Regions from separate parts of the Homo sapiens genome. Here all the other regions are linked to region 2. Evidence: chromatin contacts called from ENCODE Hi-C or POLR2A ChIA-PET data. All regions are on one chromosome and are shown on one strand. The core of a region is the stretch at or near the end of the contact, and the rest is flanking DNA. Distances in the headings are between cores, read along the strand shown.

Evidence for each region. Hi-C counts contacts between places; a loop is a spot of excess contacts on that map. ChIA-PET counts read pairs that join two places held with the same protein, here RNA polymerase II (POLR2A). Pooled maps may share reads with other maps.
Region 1: a loop to region 2 is called in a map of gastrocnemius medialis, with 3 times the contacts of the local background. The contact joins the promoter of MYO1E here to the promoter of MINDY2 in region 2. A Hi-C loop is called at or near these places in 2 of 168 maps with a recorded cell type or tissue (gastrocnemius medialis and sigmoid colon) and 8 of 50 pooled maps. POLR2A ChIA-PET finds 5 or more read pairs at or near these places in 5 of 52 experiments (GM12878, H1, HepG2 and 2 more).
Region 3: a map of dorsolateral prefrontal cortex shows a loop between it and region 2 (6-fold over the local background). The contact joins the promoter of FAM81A here to the promoter of MINDY2 in region 2. A Hi-C loop is called at or near these places in 3 of 168 maps with a recorded cell type or tissue (Right ventricle myocardium inferior, dorsolateral prefrontal cortex and gastrocnemius medialis) and 19 of 50 pooled maps.

What each region holds. Positions count from the first base shown.
Region 1 is chr15:59,370,669-59,374,392 of GRCh38, reverse strand. MYO1E (myosin IE) reads left to right here and starts at 1,522. Exons shown (of 28, transcript NM_004998.4): 1 at 1,522-1,895. The coding sequence starts at 1,893. RefSeq lists enhancers at 1,234-1,738, 1,739-2,242 and a silencer at 2,258-2,577.
Region 2 is chr15:58,768,606-58,772,631 of GRCh38, reverse strand. It overlaps MINDY2 (MINDY lysine 48 deubiquitinase 2), which reads right to left and starts at 1,330. Exons shown (of 9, transcript NM_001040450.3): 1 at 397-1,330. The coding sequence starts at 1,236. MINDY2-DT (MINDY2 divergent transcript) reads left to right here and starts at 1,658. Exons shown (of 2, transcript NR_135474.1): 1 at 1,658-2,245; 2 at 3,753-4,026. RefSeq lists a silencer at 1,376-1,655 and an enhancer at 1,468-2,393.
Region 3 is chr15:59,436,023-59,440,065 of GRCh38, reverse strand. It overlaps FAM81A (family with sequence similarity 81 member A), which reads right to left and starts at 1,880. Exons shown (of 9, transcript NM_152450.3): 1 at 1,784-1,880. RefSeq lists a silencer at 1,653-2,182.

The sequences.
Region 1 (3,724 bases), core at 273-2,772, 600 kb before region 2:
AGCCCCTAGCAAACCACTAACCTACTTTTTATCTCTATAGATTTCCCTATCCTCAACTTTCATTTAAATGGAATTATATAATATGTGGTCTTTTGCTCCTGGCTTAACACGATATTTTCGAGATTCATCCATGTTGTAACATTTTGTTTACCCTTTTAGACAAGATAAAGTTTAATACCCTTTCTAACTCTATGCTCAGATAGTCAAGTGAAGAGCTACAACCAAATTTCTTTTTCCTTTCTTCCTTTCTTCTCTCTCTCTCTCTTTCTTTCTTTCCTTCTTTTTTTTTTTGACAGAATCTTGCTCTGTCGCCCAGGCTGGAGTAGAGTGGAACGATCCCGGCTCCCTGCGACCTCCGCCTCCCCTGTTTAAACGATTCTCGTGCCTCAGCCTCCCGAGTAGCTGAGATTACAGGCATGTATAACCATGCCGGGCTAATTTTTGTATTTTTAGTAGAGAAGGGGTTTCACCGTGTTGGTGGCCAGGCTGGTCTCAAACTCCTGACCTCACGTGATCCACCAACCTCAGCCTCCCAAAGTGCTGGGATTGTAGGCGTGAGCCACAGCGCCCTGCCTCAACCAAATTTCAGAAAGTATCATAATATCATTATGCTTCATAGTTTCTCTATGCCCTGAAGTTTACCAATTTTATCTTCTACAGATTCCAGGAAGGCAGCCTGTTAAGACTCACCAAATTTACTTCCTCAGCCTCCAGAACAATAAAATCAAACTCCCTACCTTGATTTTAAGATTCTGCTTCCCCCCACCCCGCCCCACCCCAATCTTCTCCTTGGATATTCGACAGTCTGGAATAATGCATTTTTACAGTTCTGATTGTTTTCAGCAGATGTGTTGGCTGAGGTTGGATGGGGTTTCTTCCCACCTATCTCTCCTCTCTCCTTCCCTCTGCCCACTGCACGTGCAACAACTTTTCTGCCATCAAAACGTGCAAAAAAGAAACAAGAAAGAAAGGAAAGAGAAAGAAAAGAAAAACAGAAAAAAGAAAAGAAAAAGCAGCCGGAAGTCTTCCTTTGTTTTCCAAGGAAATTCAGGTAAAAGGAGGGGTGGGGAAATGATATTTTTGACTTTGCTCACAATCCAGACGTAGGAAAGAAAAAGGATTTCCTTTGGGCTGCTGCCACGACTCTGATGTTTTATGCTGATAAAATATTTCCTTCTTAAAAAAAAGTTCTGGGAAAATCATGCCCCTTCAACTTGGAAGCGAAACCCACCCTAACTTTCGTCTTAAAACGCAGCGAAGTGAAAGGTTTGCTCCTCTTTCACGAGGGTTTTGTTCCTTACAGTTCGGGTCTTGCTACCAGGAGCGAGCTGGGTCCGCAGCGTTCTTCGGTGGCTGGCGCGGGAGGAGGACTACAGGATCCAGAGATCTTTGGAAACTCCAGCAGCTCCAAGCTTGTTGGCTACTACGGTTTCCCTGAGGAGTGACGCTACGAAAACAAACCCTGATTGGTCAGGCCTGAGCTGAGTTCTCCATTTATGGACAGATTGCCCGGCCCGAGCCGAGACTCAGCCAGAGGAGTACGGATTAAGTGGCCGAAGAAAGAGGAGTGAGGCAGGGGAGCGAGGCGGACGCTCCGAGCGCATCGGACTCACCTGGGCCGGCGGCGACCGGCGAGTACGAGTGGACTCTTGCCCTCCGCAGCATGCGCCCCGCCTGCTAAGTCGCCGCCGTCTCGCCCTCACCTAGCACCGCCAATCCCGCCTGGATGGAGTCCCCTCTGGGTTCCCATTGGCTCCTGTGAGTGCTTGGGTGTCGGGAGCCTGTTTTTGGCGAGGGGAACCAACTTTTGAAGTTCGCCCAGAAGACTGCGTTCCAGCCCCAGTTCCCCGGCAGCGGGACCCGGCGAAGACGCGACCGCGGCGCGAGTCACCATGGTGAGTTGGCCGCGCCGCGTCCTAGGACGCCGGACCCGGGGACGGGGCAGGAAACCCCGGCGTGGTGCACCCACCTTGGGCGCGCTGCCGGGGCCAGGGGTGGAGAAGGTGGACGCGGGAGCCGGCACGTCGCGAGCTCTGATTTCCTGCCGCTTTCCGTAAACCCGGGCCGGGGGAGAGCGAGCGAGGGGCCAAGGAAAACTTTATTCCAAGTCGGTTTCTGCGTCGCGAAACTTTCTGTGGCCGGGTTGCTATGGCTGCCAGCTGTCGGAAGCCAGGGTGTGGGCGCATCGGCTGCGAGGGGCACGGCGCGGGAGGGGGTCCCCTCCTCCTGCTGGGACGTGGGGGGCGCAGCCGGCAGGGGAGGTGCTCGGAGACTCGCGCCGCAGCCGCTGGCGGCGTCCCCTGCCCTCCCCGCGGCCGTGCCCGCCCCGCCCCGGGCACCCTCGCGCCGACTCCCTCTCCTCCCCGCCGCCGCTCCGCTGCCCGGCAGCGCCCGCAGCTGTCCCGCCTGGCAGCGGCACGCGGGCGGGGGCGGTCCCTGGCCCGCCTTGGCGAGGGGCGGCGCGGGCCGCACAAAGGCAGGCGGGGGCGCCAGGTAGGGCGAGCACCTGGCGGCCGGCGGGCTGTCAAGAGCCAGGGAGACTCGGGCGCGGGCGGCAACCACGCCGCCCCGGACCTGTGCCGGGCGCCGGCCCCGAGGGTCTCCGCGCCCCGGACGCCAAGTAAACACCTCCTGAAGAGGACCCCACCCCTTCCCAAGCGCGAGGGGATCGGGGCTTTTCGGGGATCCAGGGGACGCTTCGCACGGGAAGACGCCCTCGCGAGTTTCGAGTTTGTTGCTGTTTTCCCTTTGGCACTTTGGGAATGTGTGGAAGGGGCCGCCTCTTTGACTTGTGACTTTTCTGCTATTCCAACTCCCCAGTCCAGCTACACTCCCCTCCCTCCCTGTATAACCTTAGCCACCTCCCTTGGGCTTTGGCGTGGTGTACTTTTCTTTGCGGGGCACGAAAGCAAGGACTCTATTTTGAAGAGATCGGCAGTTCATCAAAAAAAAAAAAATCTATTACAAGGCTTCATAGTTTCCACACTTGCTTCTTTTCAAGTAGTCCTGCTTAGGTGGATTATCTCGTCCTCTTCTGGTTTGCTGTTGTTTTCTAATGGCTGTGGAAGAGAAGCCAAGTCAAAATGATAACCAGCACAACACTAATTAAAAAATCGATATCCCGGTGAGCAGCCTGAGGGAAGTGCAGCAGAGGCCCATCGAAACCTGCACACAAAGCTCAGAAGCCCCCTTGCCCCGTGCTGTTTATTCCAAAGAATGATTACAAACAAACATCAACGAGAAACCTTTCAAGGCATCCTCGGCCAAAGCCTTTTCTTTTTACATAGTCCAAAATTAAGTCACTTTTGCCCCATCTAAGAGAACACTTTGTCTATACATTTCCTCTTCTAGTTTTAAGGTTTAAGAAGTCAGTCTACTCTACGTTACTTTTGGACCCCTTCCCTCACCCCAGCAGAGAACCATTCCCATTGGGCATGTGTTTGGGTGAAGCTACCTCACTGGGCACCTGGTCCCTTGAAGCAGTGTGATAGTCCTGGTACTTGAGAATTGCTGTAATCATTTTCCGTGGGTCAATATTTCTTAAAAAAATCAATGTGTTTATGTCAAGAACTTAAAGAATCTTACTGAATTTAAGTACTTGAGTGGTACCTTGAGGAAATTAACTTCCCCTCAGTTAAACTCATTTTTCATGCTGAATGGACTGAAATATACTCTAGGTTGCCTTTTCCGAAACCTGTGATACCATGCTTAATTCAGCCCCATT
Region 2 (4,026 bases), core at 81-2,580:
ATCACGGATTGATGGTAACTTCTGAAGATTACTTTCTCCAATTCTTCACTTTTTTGCATATGTGATAAGGTCAGTAAGAAAATGTAGGAAATTATAGTTTAAAATAATCATAAGATTTAAGATGCTCTAAGTCCTTCTTGTTTCTAAGTGTATCAACCACAATTGAATGTTGAACTCTTAAACACTACAAGAGAAGACTGAGGTTAGGGGCAATTCTTTTCGATATATGTATAAAGGAATATTCCTTCAACATGGAAGTCTTGGAATGAATTTCATGTAAGAAGGGGACTGATGAATGAGGAAAGAAAGGAAGCCATCACCTGACATGCAGCAGCTCCCTCACCCCGTTTTCCTCCACCCCAAAAGCTGTAGGAAGTAGAAAGCTGCAGAATGTACCTTCCAGGCCAGGAGCAAAACATTGAGGATGGCCAGCAAGGGGCAGGGTCCGTTCTCATTCTGGGTGATGATGGGTGTGTTCTCTTCCTTCCACTGGATCCACTTGATGTGATACACAGATTGTCCCGGGAAGCGTTCCTTGGAGGCCGCCAGCACCTGAGCGGTCTCCTCCCCCTCCTCCTCCTTGCACAGAGGAACAGCCCCGGGCAACACCGCCGCGCCCTCCTCCTCCTCAGGGACCCTGTTCTCCGCTCCCTCCTCACTATTGAACTCGCAGCTACTGGGAAAAGAATGCAGGTTAGAGAACGACTCCAGAGAGTCCAGGCTCGGAGATTCCCCAGGAGGGCTCGGGTCGCTGCAACTGCTGCTGAGGCCGCCGGCGCTGCTGGGCTCTTCGGAGCCGGCGGCGGTCAGTTCTGCTTGGCAGGTGCCGGCGAGATCCGGGCGGGCTCCCGCGTCTCCGGCGGTACCCAACTCATGACCCACTCCGGCCACGGCTGTCTCCGGGGAGGCGGTCACCTTGTACTGCCCTCTCAGAGGCGCCTCGGCGGCAGCAGGACTCTCCAAACCACTGTCCTTCAAGTCCAAACCCGCGGAGGAGCTGCAGGGTCCGGGAACCTCAGGAGAGCCCGCGGGAGAAGCCGAGTCCGGGAGGCTCCTCCTGGCGGCCGCCGCCCCCAGCCCATTCCCGCCGCTGGTCTCCGCCGCCCATACCCCAGGACCATCACCAGCGGCGAGCCTGGTCTCCTGTAGCCCTTCCTGCGAAGAACCTGTCCCTGACGCTGGCCCGGCCGCCACCCCGTGTTCTAGCGGCTGCAGGCTCTCGGGGCTGCTCTCCATACCGGGCCGCCCGCCCCCAGCTCTATGGAGACCGCGGCCACTTCTCCGCAGCCAGCGCCTTGGACGCCATGACAGCTGTATTGGCAGCAACAGCGCCCTGGCGCGGCCTCGGTCAGGCACGTCACCGGGGAGAGTACTAAGAACGCGCGCGGGCGCGCGCTACCGCTCTGTCCGTGCGCTCTGAGCTTGCCTCCGCCTGACTGCGCGCTGAGAGGCGAAGGCGAACCACTCAGCAGCCGCCCACGTGGCCCAGCCCTTTCCGTGCGTCCGACCGAGCTCGCTCTCGGAAGGCCGGGCGTGGAGGGCGTGGCTAGGAGGGCGCGGCCGGGGGGCGCGCCCCCGCGGCTCAGCTCCAGTAGGAAAACATCCTCTCACTATGTGGCCGGAAGTTGAACTCCCGGGCAGCTCCCTTGTGTGCGGCTTCTTTAAAGGGAAGGCAGGAGGCGGACAGCTTGGCTGTGACCCTTTAGCGCTGGGTCGCGTGTGGCCCACCCTCGGCCTGAGGCATTGTTGGGTGGTTGGAGGTGGTTGTAGTATTTGGAAAAGAACTTGTCCCTGAAGGGCTCAGGGGACTTGGTTTCTCAGCTCCTAATATGGAAAATTAAGGCATTTCTTACGAGATGCAGATTTTAAAGCAGGCATATCTACTCGACGGCTTTGGATTACTGCACTGCACAAATTCCAGTCTCTGTCGGTTTTGGCTGAGAAGAGCTGTGCTTCTCACCAGCTACTGGTGAGACATTCGCCCTACAGGAAAGGGTCGGTATGATTGTGGACATTGACATGCGTAGCAAAAGAAAGTGGCTAATTTGCGCCAATAATAATAAATTAGCTTGTATTTGAATTAGCCAAGTCTTTGCGGTTTTGCTAACTTGGCTTCACTTTGCATGGAGTGGGAAGCGCCTGCTTCTGAAAAGGTGACTTTTTTCCTAATTAGAATGGACTCCTCTTAAGGCCATGCAGTTTTCAAAGAAGAAAGACAAGCTGGACGTTTTGTTAGTAACAAAATGTATGTGGGTCCTATTCTAACTTGTTACAGAAAAGGGCTTTTTCCCCCATCTTTTTTCTTTCAACATTTTCTAGGCTGTTGGGGATAAAAAATTAACGAGACAGGTCTTCCTTCGCAGACATATAAATACCTGATACATAATTAGAATGTGATATTTTTGCACCTCTGTTGGTTAGAGAAGGCAGACAAGATTGCAAAGTAGTATTTCATTCATTCCTTTAATACATTTTAGTACCAAGTAAGTTGCTGGATGCTGTCTGTCACTGGAGATGCCATAGTGGATCACGGAGCTTATATCTTCATGGAGCTTACTGTCTTTTTTTTTCTTATTGCTATTTTTTAATACATACTTATATGTTTTTTTGTTTTTGTTTTTGCTTTTGTTTTTTTTTTTTTTTGAAACGGAGTCTCTCTCTGTCGCCCAGGCTGGAGTGCAGTGGCACGATCTTGGCTCACTGCAACCTCCGCCTCCCGGGTTCAAGCGATTCTCCTGCCTCAGCCTCCCGAGTAGCTGGGACTATAGGCGCCCGCCACCATGCCTGGCTAATTTGTTGTTGTTGTTGTTTTTGAGACGGAGTCTTGCTCTGTCGCCCAGGCTGGCGTGCAGTGGCGCGATCTCGGCTCACTGCAAGCTCCGCCTCCCGGGTTCACGCCATTCTCCTGCCTCAGCCTCCTGAGTAGCTGGGACTACAGGCGCCCGCCACCACGCCCAGCTAACTTTTTGTATTTTTAGTAGAGACGGGGTTTCACCGTGTTAGCCAGGATGGTCTTGATCTCCTGACCTCGTGATCTGCCCACCTCGGCCCCCAAAGTGCTAGGATTACAGGCGTGAGCCACCATGCCCGGCCACACATAATATGTATTACATATAATACATGAATGTTGGATACTTATATTCTTGTTTACCTGAGAATGCAGAAGACTGTGCCCCTTTTTTTTTTTTTTTTTTTTTTTTTCCCACTTGAGACGCAGTCTCGCTTTGTCACCCAGGCTATAGTACAGTGGCGCCATCTCAGCTCATTGCAACCTCCACCTCCCGGGTTCAAGTGATTCTCCTGCCTCAGCCTCCCAAGTAGCTGGGACTACAGGCGCACGCCACCAGGTCCAGCTAATTTTTTTTGTATTTTTAGTAAAGACGAGGTTTCACTACCTTGGCCAGGCTGGTCTCTAACTTCTGACCTTGTGATCCGCATTGACATGATACTATGGTATATGTCCAACTGTAGGGTCCAGCCTTACGGGGCTTAGCGGGTGTTCTCCCCGTGTTCAGAGACGAGAGATTGTAATAAATAAAGACACAAGACAGAGAGATAAAGAGAAAACAGCTAGGCCCGGCGGACCGCTACCGTAAAGATGCGGAGACCGGTAGTGGCCCCGAACGGCTGGGCTCGCTGATATTTATTGCATACAAGACAAGGGGGCAGGGTAAGGAGGGTGAATCTTTTAAGTGATTGACAAGATGAAGCAAGTCACGTGATTACAGGATGGCGGGGGCCTTCTCTTTTAGGTAGCTGAAGCAGAGAGAGAAGGCAGCATACGTCAGCATTTTCTTCTCTGCACTTACAAGAAAGATCAAAGACTTTAAGACTTTCACTGTTTCTTCTACCGCTATCTACTACGAGCTTCAAAGAGGAACCAGGAGTATGGGAGGAGCATGAAAGTGGACAAGGAACGTGACCATTGAAGCACAGCACCACAGGGAGGGATTTAGGCCCCAGGACTGCAGGCAGGCCTGGATAATATCCAGCCTTCCACAAGAAGCTGGTGGAGCAGTGTTCCCT
Region 3 (4,043 bases), core at 631-3,130, 670 kb before region 2:
AAGCGGAAGAGCATCCCTACTCTGGTGAGACGGTGGAGGACACTAGAGAAGGCTCTTCTGCGGCAAGTTGTTCACTCAGGCTCTGGTGCTCGGGAGAGAAGGTGGGTTCAGCTACATAAAAAATGAAAATGCAAGAGTGTGGCTGCAGGATACAAGAAACAAGACATTTAAAGCCAGGTCGGAGTGACACAGCCTAGTGGCCTGCAGAGAGAGGAGGCTGAATAATGCGCTAATAACGTTTCCAAGCACCATGTAGTGTGGCTCATTAAATGGTTGGTAGGGCTTCATGGTTGAATTCCTGGACACTAAGTATTTTTCTATCCGTATGCTATCAGATTTCTAACATGTAACACATTAAAGGTTATTAAGCCCTCAGGTAAACAAGCTTGCAGAAGCTTATTCATTAGCATTGGAAACTGTGTCTTCCCAACCCACGTTCTTATACAGATGAAATCAGATTCGAATGAAAATCAAGGGTAGCTTTAAGTAGAAAGTCAGAAGGGGCAACCAGGGGTACCTGTGAGAGGGTACGTCCTCCATTCCCCTCCGTGGAAGAGGGAAGTTTATAGACAGTGGATATGGAAGGGGGCCTAAGTGTCCTTTTTAGTACCAGTCAACGCTAAAAATATTATAAGTGCCAAGGAACCCGCCCCCCCCAACACACACACACACACATACACACACGCGCATTCAGTGACAGGGCCCAGAAGGCAGATACAATGTGCAAATCTGGGGATGGTTCTCAATAAAGAATATATTTACTCTACAAACCTCTTATTTTAAAAGCAAGTTGCAAATGTTTGCCCTTGCTTCTGAGAGAGCTGCACTTTTGTGGATTCGAATCATTCTAGCATTATTTCTGGTTACTCCTATGAAATAATTTCCAACACTGCCGTACGCAGACTTTGAGCTGAGGACGAGAGCGCACGCGCACACACGCACACACACACACGCGCGCACACACACACATAAACCTCGTGCACATTGAAGAAATGACTCACTTAATTTGCTGCTGCCTGCCACGATTGGGTTTTGATTTTACCTGTTCAAATACAAAGTTTCCTATTAGATTAACTACAGGAAAGAAGAACTTAGGAGCATTAATCCTGATTTTGTTCATGTCTTTAGGGCACCAAAGAGGTTTTAACCTGTGCATCTTAAGAAGCCATTCTCCGGACCACCGACTGCTTGCTCCATAATCTTCCAGACAACGATAACATTTCTTACCACTTTAGGAGCCAATTAATGGAAACCCCTCCTAGAATAAACATGGTTAAGCTTTGCATCTCCGGTACCTGCAGAACCGTACTTTAGGGCTCTTTCTCAGCTCGCAGTAGGATGGCACAACAGCATTCTGGAACTGCAAAGACCCCCTAGCCTCTCGTTTGAAAGATGAGAAAAAGCGAAGGGGCGGAAGAGCAGATGGTTAACCTACCCAAGGTCACTCACTCTGAGTAGTGGGTCGGCTGACTCGCCTTTACCCCTGGCAATCCGTGCACCACCCCAGCTCCCCCAAACAGTCCCTCCGGGCGTCGGTTGGTTCGCTAGCATGCAGCCCCCGCGAAAATGCAACGCCAGTTGCGCTCTGTGCCCAACTTCAGCCCTTCGCGTCACATGCAGTTAACCCTCTCGCCCGCGGCATGTCACATGGGCCACGCGCAGCTCTCTCTACCCCACGCCTATCTCCTGAGAGGCTGCCCCAAGGTCACCGGCCGTCCCAGAGAGCTCCCGCCGCCCAGCCCCAGAGGCCGCCCGGCCGGGGTTCCCAGAGCGCGGCACTCACCGGCGCGGGGGGTGGGCGCGCCGCGGCTGCCCATGTCCTCGCCGGCGCGGCTGGGTGCGGCGGCCGCTGGCGCTGGCTGAGCAGGGCGCCCGGCTGCGGGCCCGCGCCGCGGGGAGCGCCGTCCAATCAGCGCGCGCCTGCCGCCTGGCCCGGCGCGCGGCCCGGCCGGGTTCGCGGCTCCCGGGGGGCGCGAGCCGCCGCGCGCCGCCGGAGCCGCTTCCGGGCGCGTTGCCTGGACGCGGTTGCCGTGGCAGCCCGAGCTGGAGGCTTTCCCCGCGCACCCGCGCCCAGCCTGGCGGCGCCGCCCCTCCTCCCTCCTCGTTCCCACACCCAAAATAGCCTCTGCTCGTCGCTGCTGTTTCCCACAGAGCTCGCATCCAAGCGCCTTGGAGTTGGCGGGCGGGGATTTCGCTCATTGGAAAATAAATCCTGTTGTAGGGATGGTTGATTTGGAGAGGTGTTGAAATGGTGCCTGACGGAGATCATAGCCATGGTGGTGGCACTGCAATTCTCTCTAGAGCCCCAATATACCTTATTTACTAAACCGCTTTCCCACAAAAATAGTTCTCTCCCCCGCCCCACCTCAAATTGGGGAGAAGTTATTTGATTAGGCCACGGTGACGCCCCACCTGTGCAGGTGAACGAACCCTCCGGGGCTGCCATGTGTCATTTACTGAATCGCCTTGACACCTGCAGTTGGGACCCAGGATCGTGTCTCATCGCAGCAGACACGACGAGAAGAAGAACCCCGAACACCCCTCCTCTTCCCAGCCCTTTCTTCTCCCGTCAGCTTCATCCCCTCCCAGCGCGTCCTGGCTCTTTCCACCTTCCTCTCGATTTTGGATTCTCATCAGGACGCACAAGCCCATTCACTCATAATTGTGCTTCCTCTCGGTGGGCAGGATTTCAGCGGAGTTGCGGGGGACACGACCTTTGCCTCATCTGGTTCGTGCCTCCTTCGCAGATACTGGTACTTACCCAGCACAGGGGCTCCTGTCTGTCTCCCCCACCCCGCCCCAGCCTGAGCCCTTCCAACCCAGGGGAAGGAGCCCGACATGGTAGAAGAGCCCGAACTGTGGATTCGGCTGAGCGGTTTTGGAATTCTCTCTCCGGCAGCATTATTATTTAGGGGCTATTAGTATTAAGGACTGTTATTTGTGTGTGATCTTTGAAATATTTGTGGGTATTCTGCGACTGTTTCCTCACCAGTAAAACGGGCTAATAACTTCCACAAAGCGCTAACGCATCTGTAACATTCATTCAGCCAACAGTATCTATTGGATGGCTGCCAAGTGCTAGAAACTATGCTTAGCCCTGAGACACAATGGTGAAGATGAAAAAGAGACACATCACTTTCTGATCCCACAGAGCTTAGAGCCTGACGAGCATTCATCAAATAATCACAGACACATGTTAACACTGCCGTTGTGACCAGGAGAGTAATGGCCTTGAGTCTTGTGATGTGTAGATCTGGTATAACAGCATCTCTTTAGTGCTGCAAAAGCTCAATGATTATTCTTTCCTTTCTCGGTTAGATTCCCACTGCCTGGTGCATGGTATGTACTAGGTAAATACATATTGAATTGGATCCTATGTCATGGTGATGACACTGTCACTCTGCTTCCCAGTGACCTTCTGGCTGTAACTGGCCACAACATCTGGAAAGGTGTGCATGTGTTAGCAGAAAGTACCCATTCAAACCTAGAGTCCATCACCAAGAGTCTAGAAAAAGGTTCAAAATATTTCTTGCCTGTCTCCATCGGGGTGCCTTTCAGTGCATATGGAGAGCATCTCAGATGGACACATAACGTCCCCTCTGTCTTGTTTCTTCCTCTTCTTATTACTCTACCCTTTCCCCGCCCACCCCAATACTGACCCTACTCCCTCTACTACTTGAGGTGCCAGAGCCTCAAGGCACCCCTTCCTGGCTTCCTAGGAGAGTGATAGTAGATCCTAATATTCCTCAGAATGGAACACCTATAAAACAGAGGAAGTGCCTTCTTACTTCTGGCCATCAAAACTGAACTTTGATTTTTCATTTGCTGCAAGACTCCCTCACTCTCAAAGGTAGGGAAGGAGAGGACCTGGAAGGTGAGGGGCTCTTGCCATATGTAGGCACCTTCTATTTAGGCTGACTTTCATTTCCTTTTTAAAAATCATAACAGTTAGCAAATAAGACAAATAATTGTATTAATAATTATTTCAAAACATGAATTTCTCAGTAAGAACCGGGCTTTCAAAGTGGTCTTGAATCAGGCCC